2 separate regions of the Homo sapiens genome follow, and region 1 is linked to region 2. The links are chromatin loops, found by intact Hi-C in ENCODE. Cell type or tissue: ascending aorta. All regions are shown on one strand. Each heading gives the region's core, and the rest is flanking DNA. Links, peaks and the distances in the headings are about the cores only.

Evidence for each region. Hi-C counts contacts between places; a loop is a spot of excess contacts. Peaks named below come from ENCODE experiments on the same cell type or tissue, not always from the same donor. Only the 100,000 strongest peaks of a DNase experiment are listed, where the experiment ranks them.
Region 1: it touches region 2 in a loop (4-fold over the local background); 28 of 110 quality-filtered maps call a loop at or near these places.

Annotation. Positions count from the first base shown.
Region 1 is chr15:67,070,587-67,079,821 of GRCh38, forward strand. The region is part of intron 1 of SMAD3 (SMAD family member 3); the gene reads left to right. Among named protein-coding and RNA genes, the nearest start is that of SMAD3, 9.6 kb to the left of the region's middle. In ascending aorta, for the core only: no CTCF peak of the experiment used is centred there; DNase peaks (open chromatin) are centred at 5,785 and 6,160; H3K27ac peaks cover 4,494 bases.
Region 2 is chr15:67,147,288-67,155,287 of GRCh38, forward strand. The region is part of intron 1 of SMAD3 (SMAD family member 3); the gene reads left to right. Among named protein-coding and RNA genes, the nearest start is that of SMAD3-AS1, 4.3 kb to the left of the region's middle. RefSeq lists enhancers at 1-666, 1-38, 1,045-1,852, 2,660-3,467, 5,991-6,160 and 1 more. In ascending aorta, for the core only: no CTCF peak of the experiment used is centred there; DNase peaks (open chromatin) are centred at 2,914 and 3,284; H3K4me3 peaks cover 534 bases; H3K27ac peaks cover 5,558 bases.

The DNA.
Region 1 (9,235 bases), core at 1,236-9,235, 75 kb before region 2:
TAAGGGAAACATGAATAGGGCATTATTTGAGTATCTAACTGCTATCTCTTTCTCATTCCCAGCTACCAGTAGAAATATGAGATCTAGTATGGATGATTTTTGATGGGGGCGGGCGTTGATGTGCCTTTTAAATATTGTAGAATTCACTATGTTAGGAAATAAAATAATGACAGGCATCTGTTTTTTTCTGAAAAAAACACAAAATTCAGGTCCTGTACCTGCCATTTTACCACCTGCAAGGATTTGGGAATCCATTTAAGTTTCACAGCTTTTATATCTGCACCTGTCAAGTCAGGATGAGATAAGTTCTGTGGAAGTGTTTTGTGAACCAGAGAATTTGACAGGTATGTTACGTTTATACTTCATTCTGCATCATTCATTCATTATTGAATTATTCAGTCCTTCGTTGAGAACATACTACAATGACCACAGCAGGGTCCCTGTACTCAAAGAGCTCCCTGTCTAGAGCGGGAGACAGACTTGCCCAAAGGTATGAGGCATGAGCTGCAGCTGAGGAATGTGCTAAGTGCCCAGCAATGTGGAAACACAGTTAATTCTGTGGGAGGAGGTGTAGAGAGGAGGAGAACCCATGAGAGGTGGAAAACTAAGAAGGGGACAAGGGTTATCCAAAGGAAGCTTTTTGGACTGCAGTATGATGTTGGGAACTTTTTGGTACATGGGGATAGTTCCCTATAAGAATGAGGACGTCTTTATCCTCTTTTACTAAACTGAGTGCTGCTATAAATATGTTACCTTGTAACTGGCACTGAACAGCTAGTGACTTGGGTGCTATATTTTACTCCACTGTAAAGCATTTTCTCTTTGAAGTAAAAAGTAAGTTAGTACTGCAAACTGAAATTCAGGTTTCCTTGGTGGGAACAGGGACTTTAGATGTATCAGCTCAGAATATGACAGGGAGTGTTAATAAAAAGTGGACAACTTGGCTGGGCACGGTGGCTCACACCTGTAATCCCAAGCACTTTGGGAGGCCGAGGCAGGCGGATCACGAGGTCAGGAGATCACAACCATTCTGGCTAACACGGTGAAACCCTGTCTCTACTAAAAATACAAAAAAATTAGCCGAGCTTGGTGGCAGGCGCCTGTAGTCCCAGCTACTCGGGAGGCTGAGGCAAGAGAATGGCGTGAACCCAGGAGGCGGAGCTTGCAGTGAGCCGAGATCGCGCCACTGCACTCCAGCCTGGGCGACAGAGCGAGACTCTGTCTCAAAATAAATAAATAAATAAATGAAAAGTGGACAACTTGCAGATGGTTGTTTTGAAATTCAAAGCTTCGGTGTGACCTAGCTTCTCATTTCTCTAGTTAACACTTGCTGAGAATAAATCCTAGACGCCTGAGTTTCTGAATGAACATAGGTGCTTTTAGTGGTATATTTTTTAAAAAGTCTTTGCAAGGGTGAAGTTTTAAATGACAATTTTAATAACAGAAAAATATGAATACAGTCGCATTTAATTCTGATGAGAAATGCAAGAAGTTGATGAAATTGAAAGAATTTGTTTCAAGCTTATCACATCAGGAATCCAACTAAATGAGTTAAAAAATAAATATTGGTTTAATAATGTAAACATGTGATTGCTGTATTATTATAATGGAATAAAATTAACACGATTTAATGAACTGAGCGACCATTAATTTTTACTTGTTAATTTATTAGGAGATTTTAATGCCATTTGATGCACAGTACAGCCATTATTCTGCGTGAGCTCCTTAATGAAATAAATAAGACCAAGCAGGGCTTGCTTCAAATTGGAATCAGCTTTCATTCCTGTTAACCTTATTCTCCCACCTTTATTCACCTCTCCTTCAGCTTCCTGTAATTGCAATTAAGTTCTCTAAGATTGGAATGCAGTTTTCTTAATCAGCAAGTCTCATCAATAGTCCTAATTGACTTTTGCCCTTTTCTCCTTTGCCATATTGACTGATTAAAACAAAAGCAAAACTTAAAGACTCCATTCCCTCCCCCAAATCCCCATCTCATAGTGTTGGTTGGCTGGCAAGAGAACTGCCCAAGAAGGCTGCTCATGATGGCAGCCTGCTGAATGTGCAGGGGGTGGAAGTTCACCAGCCATGTGCAGACGTGAATGGCTGGTGCAGTGTTGGATGGGACTAACTCCTCCCTAAGGAGGGGTATGACCTTCTGTTGGCCTCTGACAAGTCCCTGAGCCATGGAGCCTTCAGTCTTCCCATCTTCAAGCACAATGGTTCCTGGAAACAGTGGGAAGTTGCCATCCTAAGCCCACCCTACAGAAGTTTGGTTTCTAATTTTACTGTGTTCTAAGCTTTAGAACCGAGACAATTCCAAGAGAACTTGTCCAGTTCATTTTTATGCCTTCCTTTAATGCCGTACCAGGTGCTAATTTCTGTGCCAGATAATGCGGACAAAATAGTGAATAAGGCAGATACTGTCCCTGGTGCCTTCTGTAGCTTCTAGTCCACTGGCTGTGAAACACAGGTTCTTTGGAGTTGTAAGAATGCTGTATGTGTTCACTCTTTAGCTAATTTGTAAATACTGTTTTTTTGGTGCCAAACCACATCCCCCAAGCTCTGCAGTTTATTGACTTGACAAGGATCTCTCTCTCTCTTTCTCTTTCTCTCTGTATAACATAATCCTTTGTTTCGACTTAACAGTTTGAGAAATAAACAAATCTATAGCATACTATCCACTGTTGGTTATCTAAGACCCTTCCTATAAACAGCAGCCTGCCACAGTGGCAACTGCTGTAGAATGTTTTGGCAGAGACTCAGTTTAAAATGAAAACACAGTAGAAGCCTATTAATTAAGAAGTTTGGCTAATTCTGGACTAGGCAAAAGTTTGTTTAGCAGGCCTTTTTGCCCCATAAATGCTGTCAAAGAAAAATTAATAAACAAGAGTTTGGGGATTATTTTGGAGGTAGGAGTCAGCAGACCTTGGTAGGTTCTAGACGTGGCTCTGTTTCTGATTAGCTGTGTGACCTGGGACAAGTCACCTTCTTTGGGCCTCGAATGTTCTCAACTGGAAAATAGGCTAGATAAACTCTATTGGAGGGCCTTTCTAACTTGGAATTGGTATTCATACAAGCATTTTATTTTATTTTATTTTATTTTTTGAGATGGAGTTTCGCTCTTGTTGCCCAGGCTAAAGTGCAATGGCGCGGTCTTGCCTCACTGCAACCTCCGCTTCCCAGGTTCAAGTGATTGTCCTGCCTCAGCCTTCTGAGTAGCTGGGATTACAGGCATGTGCCACCACACCCGGCTAATTTTGTATTTTTATCAGAGACCAGTTTCGCCATGTTGGCCAGGCTGGTCTCCAACTCCTGGCCTCAAGTGATCTGCCCGCCTCGGCCTCCCAAAGTGCTGGGATTCCAGGCCTGAGCCACCGCGCCCGGCCACATACAAACATTTTAAAAGCTCCCAGTTGCACGCATCTAGTTGATCAGTGAATGACAGATCTTTCTTAATTATTGATGTTCCAAGACTCTATCAGCCTGGTGTCAATTAATTTACATAAGTAAAAATAATAAAATTGTAATTCAGCCTTTAATTTTGGTGATTTCCCTCCCTCTTCCTTGCCTCTTCCTTACTCTGTGAGTCTAAATCAGTGAAATTTAACTACAAAGGAATATGAAAATAATGCTAGGATGAAGATGTGGAGGCTGTGCCTCTTGAGATGCAGTGAACAGTTTTTCTTCTTTTGTTGCTATTTTTGACTATTCTAAGAACAGGAAGTTTACTTAAACTAATGACCACAGATGCCTAAAAATGGTTAAATGTAAGAGGTAGGCATTATAGAGGATACCTGTGGAAAATGTTTGCTCATATGTCAAAGTTTACCCAGGAAGCTTCCTTTATTTATTTCCAAGCATCTATATAAAGAAAGGCTGCACTTGATTGCGTAAGCATGAGCCTTTTGTTAGGCAGCGTGGATGTTGCAAGTTTAAACCCCAACTAGGAAATGAAAAGTGAGTTTCCTCCTAAATAGTTCTTTTTCAGTATCACATGGCTCTCCCAGCTTACATCTGGCAAGTTTTTCTCTTGAGTGCTTTGCCGGTAGTTTAGGACTCCAGTATTGTATTGTATTGTTTGTTTGTTTCTTTATCTCTGTCTCTCTCTTTTTTTGTTTTTTGAGACGGAGTCTTGCTGTGTCGCCCAGGCTGGAGTGCAGTGGCGTGATCTCAGCTCACTGCAACCTCCGCCTCCCAGGTTCAAGCAGTTCTCCTGCCTCAGCCTCCCATGTAGCTGGGACTACAGGCGCCCGCCACCATGCCCAGCTAATTTTTGTATTTTTAGTAGAGATGGGGTAGGACTCCAGTATTAAGAAACACTGTGTATGGCTTTGCCTTTGAAACCTACAGAGTTATGAATCTGGTCCCTTTTGCTGCTAAGTGTTGCATCACAAACTGCCAAGCCAAGTTGTAACTCTGAGGTGTCACCATTTTTTTTTTCTTTTCAACTGGACATTTGAAAATAGTAATGCTTTTTGGGTGTGTGTTTTTTAAAGGTCTGTTTTTACGCTGTCACTGCTCAAAAATGCCAAAAGGCATTTTTTCCTTAAAAAATCACCTCTGGGCTAAGCCCAAATGTGGAGTAATGAATCCAGAAAGGACTTTTTGAGTAGTTACAAGTGGCTGAAAGCAGGCACTGGTGATGGAAATTGGGTTTTTCCTTTTGCTTCAAATCTTCCTGGTTGTAAACTTTTTCTTACCCTTATTGAAGTCAGACTCAAGGTGGGTCTAATTTCTCCCAGCCCATGGGAAGGCAGAGTGAATTACTGCTTGTTGTGCCAACCCTTTACATTTTGTGTGTGGCTGTTTGTCTCTACCCAGACAGGTTCTTCACATATTACCTGGGGAGCAGGAGAGGGGGAGGACAGGAAGAGCACAGTTGGGCAGAAAGAGCAAAGCCTCTCAAGTCTGATGGGTTTGGGTTTGAGTCTGACAGTTATTAGCTATGTGGTGACCTTGGGTACTTTGCTTCAACTTATTGAGCCCCAGTTTCTGCATCTGTAAAATGAGGATGAAACTACCTACTTCATAGAAATCAACCCAAGTGGCCGGGCACGGTGGCTCATGCCTATAATCCCAGCACTTTGGGAGGCCAAGGTGGATGGATCACCTGAGGTCAAGAGTTTGAGACCAGCCTGACCAATATGGTGAAACCTCGGCTCTACTAAAAATATAAAAATTAGCCGGGCATGGTAGCGGGCGCCTGTAATTTCAGCTACTCAGGAGGCTGAGACAGGAGAATTGCTTGAACCTGGGAGCCAGAGCTTGCCGTGAGCCAAGATCGCACCATTGTACTCCAGCCTGGGCAACAGAGTGAGACTCTGTCTCAAAAAAAAAAAAAATCAACGCAAGTGAGATAAGATGTATCAAGTACTTTGCCAGTATCGATCATAATACATAGTAGATGCTTAGTAAACGCTCATTTTTCCTTTCCAAGGGGAAATTTGGCAGATGATGTCCGTCGACTCCAATAGGTGATCCCCTTCCCATCCCGACACACTTGCTCACAGAGCATTCTCCTTTGGAGAGTCTCAGTTGATATAGGAAAAGGATCTACTTCAACACACACAGAGAACATACAGACATGCCACTTGTTGATGTAAGGCTTGGCAGGCTATTGAAAGAGAAACAATTCATATTCTTAGGCGGTTCTGCCCTCCCCCATCACCTTCTCTATCATTATTCTTAAAAATTTGTTTGGTCGACTAAAAATAATAGTACTAAAAACAAACTTCGATGAATCAGGTCTCCTGGGGCGGGGGATGGGTAAGATCCTGAAGCAGAAACGCAGTGACTCACGCGCCTGTCACTGATAGCTGCCCGTAAGTGCATGGAAGTGCATGATGTTTATTGTTGCTGGTGTTTTTTTGAGGCCCAAGTTGGAATGCACTTCCGGCTCCCCCTCAAGTACTAGCTTACTGGTTAGGTGGGCTGTTGAGTGAGAATGGTCAGGTCCAGAAACTCATGGCTCTGAAATGACCCAGACGTGGTGGCTATACCCTTGACTGCCCTCAGATACGTGCAAGAGGGAGCTCACGCTTCAAGAGTCATGCTTTGGCCCTCCACCTGGCTGTGCTCCTCTTACTGGGGCAAGGAGACTGTAGGGCCAAGGGACAGGCCCATCTAGAGCAAGCACTTCCTTTTTCCAGATCATGCTCAGAGGCCTGACCCTTCCAGTTCCCTGCATCAGTGTCTTGAGCCTGTTTCCAAGTCCTGCGTGGGCCTCTTCCCCAGGTCTGTTTTACTTGAGGGCAGACTGTGTTGGCCATGGACAGCATGTGTACCTGTGGGACCAATGGCTGGGCAAGGGGTGCAGGGGCATGAAGGAATTGGCTAGAGCTTGGACTTGTGGCCTGGGGACTCTACTTGGGTGTGCACAAGGCCTCTGAAAGTTATGGGTGGTGCTAGGGGTGGGCTGAGATCTTGGGCTGGGTCTCTCTGAGCTTCCACATTCCATTGTGAAACCAAGAGGTCAGGGAATCCTAAACTCAAACCTGGACTTATTAAAGTATTGGTCAAGGCAGGATGATAGAACGCATTCTGTGTAACCGTTTGTTACCTTGATTTGTCTTTAAATACTACATATGGTGTGTAGGCCTTCCTCTGTATTTTTGCTCTTAGGGCAGGCATTTCTGTATGTATGTATGTATGTACGTATGTATGTATGTATGTATTTATTTTTGTAGCATCCGCTCAGTTGCGTGGCCACAACTGAATCCCAGTCCAGGTGGCACCATTATATGGGTAGCATTTTGGAGATGTTCACAGGAATTGATTTCCCTCACCCTCAACCCAGGCCAGAGTGAATTTAATGCAGATGAGGGAGAAGGTGCTACATATTATAGCTGCTCATTCAAAAAGTGGAGCAGAGAGCTGGACCACTGAATGTGCCTTTGTTTGCTGGAAATCTTTATTAAGTACCAGAGATATAGAGATGAAGTTGTGTCTCTGAACTGCTCAGAGGCAAAAAAGGGACACCAGTAACCACAGTTATGGTGGGCCTGTGGAAGAGACACTATAGTGAAGGTCAAACAAAATATTTGGGAGCCTAGAGGAAGAACAGGTCTATTTCTGGAGGTATCAGAAGGCTTCACAGAGGAGGCAATACTCAATTGGGGCCTTGAAGGATGGATAGGAGTGTAGGAGTGGAGTGGGAGGCAGCACAGAGCACAGACCAGACTGCGGAAGGGCCTGACATCTAGGGAAGGCAAGACAGTTTAGGGTGGCCAGAGTGTGGATGAGGGAGTGGCCAGAGAGGAGTTGGAGAAGGATGTTGTCAAGGGCTTTGGCTTGCCAAACTTCGTACTTTGTGTTTGGACCTTGCTCTGTAAGTGTCCAGGAGATTTTAAAGCAGGGGAGTGGCACGGTGAAAGCCACCACTCTATCGTTTCTTGTTTCATTTCCTCCTCTTACCCAGTGGCTGTTAACAGCAGGTTTTCTGCCCGAGTTATCCAGGTCAGAGTCATAATCCCTTACAGTACCATGTGGACAGCTTTAGGCTATGTCTGGAGCAGGTTGAAGATAGTGTTTTGTTCACTGTCAGGAGAGAAGACATGTTGTTCAGCCAGGAGGGCTCAGGGACCCCAGGCGTTCAGGTAATTAGCCAGTGAGTCATGTCAGGCTTTTGATATGGATACCTTGGGAAACTAAGTGGGGTGTTGCTGGCCTCCATGCAGATGCCTGGTCTACCCAAGCACAGGCCCCCAAATTAGATCTCGGCCTCTGCTGGGTCTTCCCTGTGCCTGACACAGTGCCTTCATATGGACCGTCTCTGGTCAGTGTTTTCAATTTCTTTGTTGATGATCATCAATCAAGGCCAGGCTTTCCAATTCCAGACCACACTGCAATCAGTGGAAACTACCTAAATTCAGTACTGCAGACCCATAGCAGGATGTATGTTTATTGAAAACAGATTATATTCCTTAATGAGAGACTAAAACAGCATGTTTAAATCAGTATTCTTCATTCCTTTTATCATTGAGAGATTGGTTATTATTTACCTCGCCTTTAGAGGGTCAGCTTGGTGGTGGTGGTGGTGGTTTAAGTTGCTGGGTTTTTAAAAGATTGAGTTTCATGTCCAAGGACTGATTCTACTTCATGGGCTGTTTTTGAAAACATTGCTAGAAACCTCTTAACTGAAGGCAAGACCAGGGGCAGCCTATTGCTGCGGAGTGCCCTGGGTTCAAATCCCTGCTCCCCAACTTACTGCGGTGGTGACTGTGGACATGTTGTTTAACTTATTTGAGCTTCCTTTTCCTCATCAGTAAAATGGGAAAAACAATGACCTCCCTCAAGGAGGGATGTTATTGAAGTTATTTACTTAAATCAGATTAGATTTATTTTAGATTAAAAGCTTCTTGCAAGCTGTGAAATGTTTTGCAATGTCACATATTATTATTTTTTTTTTTTGAGACGGAGTTTCGCTCTTGTTGCCCAGGCTGGAGTGCAAAGGCGTGATCTTGGCTCACGGCAACCTCTGCTTCCCGGATTCAGGCTATTCTCCTGCCTCAGCCTCCCGAGTAGCTGGGATTACAGGCATGCACCACCATGCCTGGCTAATTTTGTATTTTTAGTAAAGACGGGGTTTTTCTATGTTGGTCAGGCTGGTCTCGAACTCCCGACCTCAGGTGATCTGCCCGCGTCAGCCTCCCAAATTGCTGGGATTGCAGGTGTAAGCCACCGCACCTCGCCCCCCGCATATTATTTCTTTATGGTGTAGAACTCACTAATACTGCTAAAAACCCTTTCTGACAGAGATGGGAGTTAAGGCTTCTAAGTTCACACCCAGATTTCCACAGAGACCTTAGAGACAATCATAAATATTGCACAAAATTATATTGGAATATGAGCTCGGGGCACATAGGCTCTGGTGCCTTGTACTAGAAGCTTAGGTGAGCTGTTACTCTTGGCCATGTCCAAGCATTTGACTCAGAAGATGGTCGAGTCAGCAGTGTTGACTGTTAGCAAATCACCTAAGCCCACTCACATGGGGTGATCCTGGTACGTGTTGCATGGACTGAGTGTCAACTGCATGCTGAGTGTATGCCAGAGGGGGTGATCTCCTTGATCTTATTTACTTACCTACAGTACTCTGGGTACTTATGTATTTATGTTTACAGAGGAGGAGGCTGAAGCATTGAGGGGTCAGTGGCAGAACAGGAATCTTAACTCTGGTCTCTGGTTCCTAGTTCTCTGAGCTCTACCCCATAGCCCCTCAAGAAAGGATGGCCATTGT
Region 2 (8,000 bases), core at 1-8,000:
GGAAATGCCAGGCACAGCCGCTCCTCCACAGAAACCACTCTGTTCTTTCTGCTCTTGATGGAAGCTCCTGCCCTTTATTGTGGTGTTAGCTTCTTTGTTCAGTTACACCGACAGCTGAGTTTTCTATTTGGGGCCATAGTTTTGGGGTCATGATTCCTGGAGTAGAAAAAAAACAACATAGGAGCTCACTCAGAAGGATCCCTGGGTAAATGCCATCCTTTCCTGGGCCCCAGTTTCCTCACGTGTTCAGGGGGAAAAGAAGGTGGTGGTGAAATGCCCCCCACCAGCTCCAAAGTCCTGTGGTTCTGAGGCTGGAATATTCTGCAAAAGGACATTTGCACACCACCCTTCCACTGCCCCCGCCCCAGTGTCGTGTCCAGGTCCAGTTCTACCAGCCACAGATGTGAGCATGTCTGGAACCTGTCTACCTGTCTCATTCATTCCATGACCTCTGATTTTTGAGGTCAGTAATTCTGCAGCCTCCCTCACCTTTCTGGTTTAAAGCAACCTCCTCTCTCAGGAAGTTGTTTGAAATCAATTTAATTCCTTTATATCCCACATGACAGCTACGACTGCCACTGTTTAGTTGATGTTGGCGTCGGGTTTGGGGCTTACTTGGCTTTTGTGTTTGCTTCTAACCTGCAGAAAGAGTCAAAGTTCTGAAGTTTTCTCTCTCATCCTTTCTGTTTGTTGCTCCATGTACAGTAGGGAAGAGGAATTTTTGTTGGTAGTCCACATTTTTGATTACTTATTTGCTCTGCTGCTATATTATGATTCAGGTTTTCTCCAAGGCCCTAGGTGCCTAAAAGCATTGAAGGAATGAGAAGTGTAGACACAGAACACCTTTAAGCCACTTCCCCCTGCAAATTAGTGTATTTCACAGGTATTTGGAATGCTAGAAGGTACTAGAAGGTGAGAAGACACTAGAGATCCGTTGAACCCATCATTTTTTAAATGAGATAATCCATACCTAAAGACTCCTCCATGAGTCGGTAGCACAGCCAGAGGGAGGGCCACACACACCCCTGTCATCTAATGAGCAGCCAGGGCTCCAGTCCATCCCCAGTGTGGGCCATATATCTGTGTGCTTTCTCCTCTATTAAATCCAACACTTGATAAAAATCTCCAGTTAACAAATATTTGTTGAGCAAGTTTATTGCAAATCGCTGTATTTAATGTCTGCCTACAACCTTAGCCACAGATGACTCTCTCTCCCTGGTATGGCAAGTGGGCAGAGCTTCCTCATTCAAAAACATTTTAGCTTCCTGCACTTCCCCGCTGGTTGCTTTCGCCTAACTGGCACCTGTGGCTGTCATTCCCCTGCTGTTTTTAATTGCACCTCTCAAGACCAGCTGATTGCTTAAAGAACATTTCTGGTATTGGGCCCATGGCAGTAATGTGCGTCTGTGGATCCCTTTGCTATGAGGCTTGACTTCTTGATCGGGTTCACAAGGCTGGTGGGCAGCCTGAGATCTTTGCTTATTTCCTACGTCTTCTGAAAGGTACTATGAAGCTTACCAGTTGCTGATGCACGCTATCAGCTAATAATTCCATTACCATTACTATTTTCTGAGCAAATGTGACCTGCAAGCCCCTCGCTCCATCCAGGATGCAGGCAAAGTTAAGCTAGGTTTCCTTTCCCTCAAGGAGCTCCTGGCACAGTTGGGAAGGGAAGTCAGAAACACACAGAAGTCACTTCATCATACCAGGCCTTTGGTGCTAAATGATGATGAATTTGAAGAGTGTGGGACAGTGGGGATGGTGGACTGTAAGAGTTCGAGGAGGGGAGGATGGAGAGAGGTCATTCTTAGCAGAGAGCCACAGAGTGGGTTACTGTTTGAGCTGGAAGATAATTGGACCTCCAAGGGCTCTGTCCCCACCTGCACCTCAGCGCACTATGCTGGTGGCCAAGAGTGCAGGAGCCTCACATTCAGATACTGTGGCTGCAACATTTTACCTCCACTACTTGGGCCTGTTCAGCATTTTGAGTTTCTATGCCTGTAAATTAGGCCTGTCTAGGAAGTGGGGGTGAGGTGGTGGGTGGGCAGGTGCTCTGAATCTCAGCTGGGACTGGGTGGGCTGATACCGGGGAGAGTTGTAAGTATCTAGGACCCAGCGGGAGGACGCCTCACCTGGAACCCTTTGCTTGTTCCTGATTGTAGCTGTTTTAGGGATGCAGCTTTCAGACAAGGGCCACTTAGTTGATGAGGCCGGCTTAATCGAGGAGGGCTGTTGCCACCCTGACATTGTTAAGTGTGGGCCTGGCTTCTCTGAAGTCCTCCTTTCTTGCTTGTGTGGAATTCCTGTTTTCCTGCCCATAGGGGTTCTTTGCTGTCTTAGGTGAATTGCCCCAATGAACCAGAACCTTTTTTTTTTTAGGTACAATAGGAGGTCTGTACCCTTAGACAGAAAGGAATGCTAATTGGCCACTTAACTGTCCTCAGGGTACAGATGCCAGAATATACAGGGCACCCATTCTTTGTTACCATTTGGGATGGAAACTGCTTATATAAGCTTGTAAAGCTTTGGTTCAGAAAGCAAGAGAATGTGTATGGAACGTTAGCAATTGCTGTCATGCAAATGCTGCATTTTTTGCATGTAAAGGTACCTCTTTACCTCCATGGTCCTTAAACTAACTTTTTCAAGAAACATGGTCATTTCCCACCCTTCCTTTACTTCCAGCTCCCCATTCATACCCAACAGTGGCTAACTGAAAGGTTTGCAAATCCTGAAGGCTTTGGGGCTTCTTTTAAAAAGAAGAGACTGAGTTGTAAATGTCATAAGACTGAGATGGTTGTAAATGTCCCAACCATACTGTGTGACATTTGCTAGGAATTGTTGTAAAATCACTGGAGTGAGCGCTTGTCCTGAGGCACTGCCTCTCCGCGTGAATGTCACTGAGTCGCCCGGTTGACCCGTTGCATGTTATGCAGCACTTGTGACATTGTTTTATCTCTCTAGCCGGTGACTCATAATTAAGGAAGTCAAAACTGTGCAATTAACACAAAACCTCCTCATTTGCCCTCTTCACCTCTCCCCAACCCCCGCCCCCAGTCAGGAATGCCCGCCTGACATTTTCTCTAAGTCTTTGGAAACTTTAAGATTTGTTTTGATAGAACAAGGCCGCCAGTTATCATCGCCTGGTTCCACTTGTTTTACCCCAAAAGTCTGTGAGAATCTTTTCCAGGAAAAAAAAGAAAGAAAGAAAGAAAGTAAATCCCACCCCCAAGCGTGCAGTCTGCCCACAGGAAGTGATTCATGGTGCTCCGATTCGGGCAGACCTGACTGCAGGAGGCGGGAGGCTGGGAACCAGGTCTGGGAAAAGAGGGCAGAGAGAGGATACCCAGACCTAATGGCTTCTGCTCTGTGGAAGAAAGTGAAAAACAGAATGACTAAGAGTCCTGTAATAAGAATTGTTTGTTTTGTGAAGTTGAACTAATAGTGAGGTTTGCCGGCAGATAAGACTTGAGAAATTGCAGTTGTCAGGGGAGGGGACTTTTCCATGTCCTGCTTTTTTTTTTTTTTTTTTTTTATTAAGAGAGCAAAGCTATTTCTCAGTCTTTTTTTTTTTTTTTTTTTTTTTTTTGAGATGGAGTCTCTCTCTGTCGCCCAGGCTAGAGTGCAGTGGCACAATCTCGGCTCACTGCAACCTCCACCTCCCAGGTTCAAGTGATTCTCTTGCCTCAGCCTCCCCAGTAGCTGGGATTACAGGTGCCCACCACCATGCCTGGCTAATTTTTTTGTATTTTTAGTAGAGACGGGGTTTCACCATGTTGGCCAGGTTGGTCTTGGAACTCCTGACCTCAGGTGATCTGCCCACCTTGGCTACCCAGAGTGCTGGGATTACAGACGTGAGCCACCACGCCAGGCCTTATATCTCAGTCTTAAGACATTCATATATTAGTGGAAGGCCCAGATTTGTGTTTCAGTTCTACCTTGCCACCTCTAAGCCTGTTTTCTTTTCTTTGGAGAAGAGGGTCTAAGATGAGACCATTATCTCACAGTCTCCAATAGCTCTTTCTCCCCATTTTCCCTTTTATTTATTTATTTATTTATTTATTTTGAGACGGAGTCTCTCTCTGTTGCCCAGGCTGGAGTGCAGTGGCACAATCTCGGCTCACTGCAACCTCCACCTCCTGGGTTCAAGCGATTCTCCTGCCTCAGCCTCCTGAGTAGCTGGGACTACAGGCTTGCGCCACCATGCCCGGCTAATTTTTGTATTTTTAGTAGAGACAGGGTTTCACTATGTTGGCCAGGCTGGTCTCGAACTCCTGACCTTGTAATCCACCCACCTCAGCCTCGCAAAGTGCTGGGATTACAAGCATGAGCCATTGCACCCAGGCTATTTTCCCTTTTTCCTTTCCCTCTAAAGTTAGAGTTTTTGAAAAATATTTGATTTTTTTAAATTGACAAATAATTGTCCATATTCATGGGATACATAGTGATGTTTTGATACATATTAATGTCATTATGGTGATCACATCAGGTTAATTAGCATCTCCATCCTGTCAAGCATTTATCATTTCTTTGGGTTGGAAGCATTCAATATCCTCCTTCTATTTGAAACTATGTAATATATGAATGTTACTATGTATGTTACTATATAAGCATTCAATATTCTCCTATTTGAAACTATGTAATATATGATTATACATAGTAACAATCATATATTACATAATAATTGTAAACTATGTAATAATAATATTGTAATATATGATTGCTAGATATTTGAAGCTATATAATATATTATTGTTAAGTATAATCATCTTACAGTGGTTTAGGACACTAGAACTGATTTTTCCTCTTTAGCTGTAATTTTGAGACCTTTAACAAATTTCTCCCCATCCCTCTGTTCCCTTTACACTTTTCAGCCTCTAGTATCTTCTATTCTGTTTTTACAAAGTTAGAGTTTTGGGGCTGATAAATGTTTTTACCTAAATACTCATTTTTGTTTCCACCAAATGGAACATCATGTTGTCGTAGAATGAAGGAATCCTTTCTGTCCTATGGGTTATTTTCTTCTCCCTCAAACTGACAATGCAAATTAATTTGATTCCCCAAAGTAGTTTGGAAACAGAGAAGACTCTAAGTGTTGGCTACATGAACAGGCCTGCTGCCGAGCGAGAGGCCCAGATCACCCAGAATGAGAAGATGGGTCTAAACACACCTGGCTTTGTGACTTACTCCATTTCAAGCTTCCTGTATTGTTGGAGGTCAGCTTTTGGGGGTGAGGGATTTTAATGAAAGCTGAGGTGAAGTCCACTGTTGCCTTAAGCCCATCAGAACGTTGCCAAGGGCTGTGAGTATGCTGAATGGGTCCATGAGTGATCTCTTAAAAAAACATAAACCATTGTCAGGCCTAATTTTCAGCAGAGTGAAATGGCCACCCAGAAGATTCTGTGAAGCCTGGCAACTTTTCCCTTTCTTCCAGTAGTCACAGACCAACCCAGATCTTTGTAGCATCTTTTATTTGTGACTTGAAAGTTCTATGATCCTGCTGACACTCAAGAAAAAGCAATCCCCATCAACTTGGTGCTTGGAGAAAAAAGTTTGTGAAGACCAAAGCTATTAAATAGAAAAGCCCTAAACACTCTCCTCCTCCTCCTCCTTCAATATTTAACCGTCTTCTTTGCATGGGGGAAGGGAGGGGCTCTCACCACAGCCAAAAGAGAATCTCTGCTGATTTAAACCCAGTGTGCTTTGTAGTCATAGAGAACTGAGTTTGGAGTGTAACATCTAGGTTCAAGCCCAGGCACTGTTCCTTGCTGGGTGACTTTGGGCAAGTCACTCAGCATCAAAAATTTTTCATCTGTAAAATGGGAGTGATGAGATACTCAGCCTGCAGGATCCCTTTATCCAGTGAGTTACTGAGTGAGAAGTGCTGGGTAAACGCTTGCTCTGAGGTGTAAATTGCTTCTGTTTGGCCAGGTGCAGTGGCTCACGCCTGTAATCCAAGCACTTTGGGAGGCTGGGGCAGGTGGATCACCTGAGGTCAGGCGTTTGAGACCAGCCTGGCCAATATTGTGAAACCCCGTCTCTACTAAACATGCAAAAATTAGCCAGGCGTGGTGGTGCATGCCTGTAATCCCAGCTACGCAGAAGGCTGAGGCAGGAGAATCACCTGAACTGGAGGTTGCAGTGAGCCAAGATCACTCCGCTGTACTCCAGCCTGGGCAACAAGAGCAAAACTCCGTCTTGGGGGGCGGGCGGGGGGGATTCCTTCTGTTTTCCCGCATCTTGCTCATCTCAGAGCATTTCCTTAGCCCAGGGGGATCTCAAGGGGAGGGAAGAGAGCAGATTTGCCCCCCAGGGGACATTTGGCAATGTTTAGAGGTATTTTTTTTCAGTTGTCACAGCTGCAGGTGGGTCACAGCTACCGGCATCCAGTGTGAGGGAGCCAGACATGCTGTTAAGCATTCTATATCTGTCTCTACACAGGACAGCCCCCTAGCCCCAACAAAGATTAGCCCAAAACATCAGTAGTGCCAACGTTGAGAAACTCTGGGCCTCGCCAAATCCATAGCCTGATGTTGAAAAGTTCTTGGTGTCTGCGTGCTTTACAGATAATTATCATCAGGCTGAACTTTCTCCAGTAACCAACCTTCTTCTTTTCCAGAAAGTACAAATTCTGTGCCCACCCATGGCCCTTGGGAGGTGGGATAGCCCAAGGTCTAGGCGATCTTTGTGTGTTTCCAGTGGAGTCCAGCCCTCCCAAGGATAAGGCAAGGTGTTTCTTGGCTTCCCCCTCCAAGGATCTGCCCAGGAGCCTTCTGCAACCTCTGTGGCTCCTGCCCAGGTTGCCCCATCTGCCTGGGGCACTTGTCATGGACCTGAGCCGGCTGCTCTGGAGAACTAGCAGAGGGAAAGAGAGGACTAAATATAATGGGAAGAAGTGAAGAAGAGGCCAGCTGCTGGTCTGGAGGATGGCATAGGGGGCTGCAGCCTGGCATTTTATTTGGTTTCCCCCTAGACTGGCAGCATTCATGCCCAAAGCACTAGATATTGTCCATTTATAAGTTCAGATGAAAATTGAGTTGTTCTTGGTGGAAATGTTTTAGTGACTGGTATCAAGGGTTATGAAATCCTGTTTTCAGCTCTTCATGTCCAATCTAAACTGGAACATTCAAAAACATGCTTAGCACACTTACAGAACTTGTTGGGAACACTCAGGAAACTCAGCTACAGGCAGAGCACATGGTCACTGTGGTAGAACTTGCAGTGAGACCTCAATTATCTAGAACCTGGCCAACCACATACTTGACCTCACTAGATGTCTTTGTGGCACCAAATGAAAAGAACAGGCTAATGTTGGAAATGGAGTTTAAATAAACAACAACAGTTTTAAAAATCTTTGAAAATGCCAGGGTGTAGTATATTCAGTGTACATCCTGAGTTCTGTTTGTAACTCTTTGATTCCAAGCTTCAGAAAATTACAATTATAGGCTAATTTTTTATACTACTACTAATCGTAATATAATCAAATTATATGTCTTTCAACCAGAGTCAACAACTGCTCAGTCCCTTTTTTTAAAAAAAAATTAAAAACACTTGTCATCTTAAAGACCTTCAGACAACTTAAGATTCAATACAACAAAGAAAAAATTGTCTTGCTGTTCTTAACCTACCAAAGCAGGCAAGTAGACGCACATGTGTTTTACACACGTCATTGGAAGAAGGCTGGCAATACCAGCTTGGTTGCAAGGAAAGAGGCAATTGTGAGGACTCCTTCTCACACTGCAGTAATTTGCTGAGTGACCTTGAACAAGGATCTTAATGCATCAGAGTCTGTTTCCTCAACCCCAAAATGAAGGGATTGGACCAGATGCCCTCAAGGTTCCTCAAGGGTCAGCTGTCACAGTTCTCCAAAGTGAGTTTTCAGGCAGACATAGAGTTAGCCAGTGTCGCCTCACCAGGACATTTTGTTTTCTGAACATTGGGCCTCTGTGGTTTGTCACATACACCCAGGGGACTGGGCTCATAACTCCCTGAAGAACCTCTGC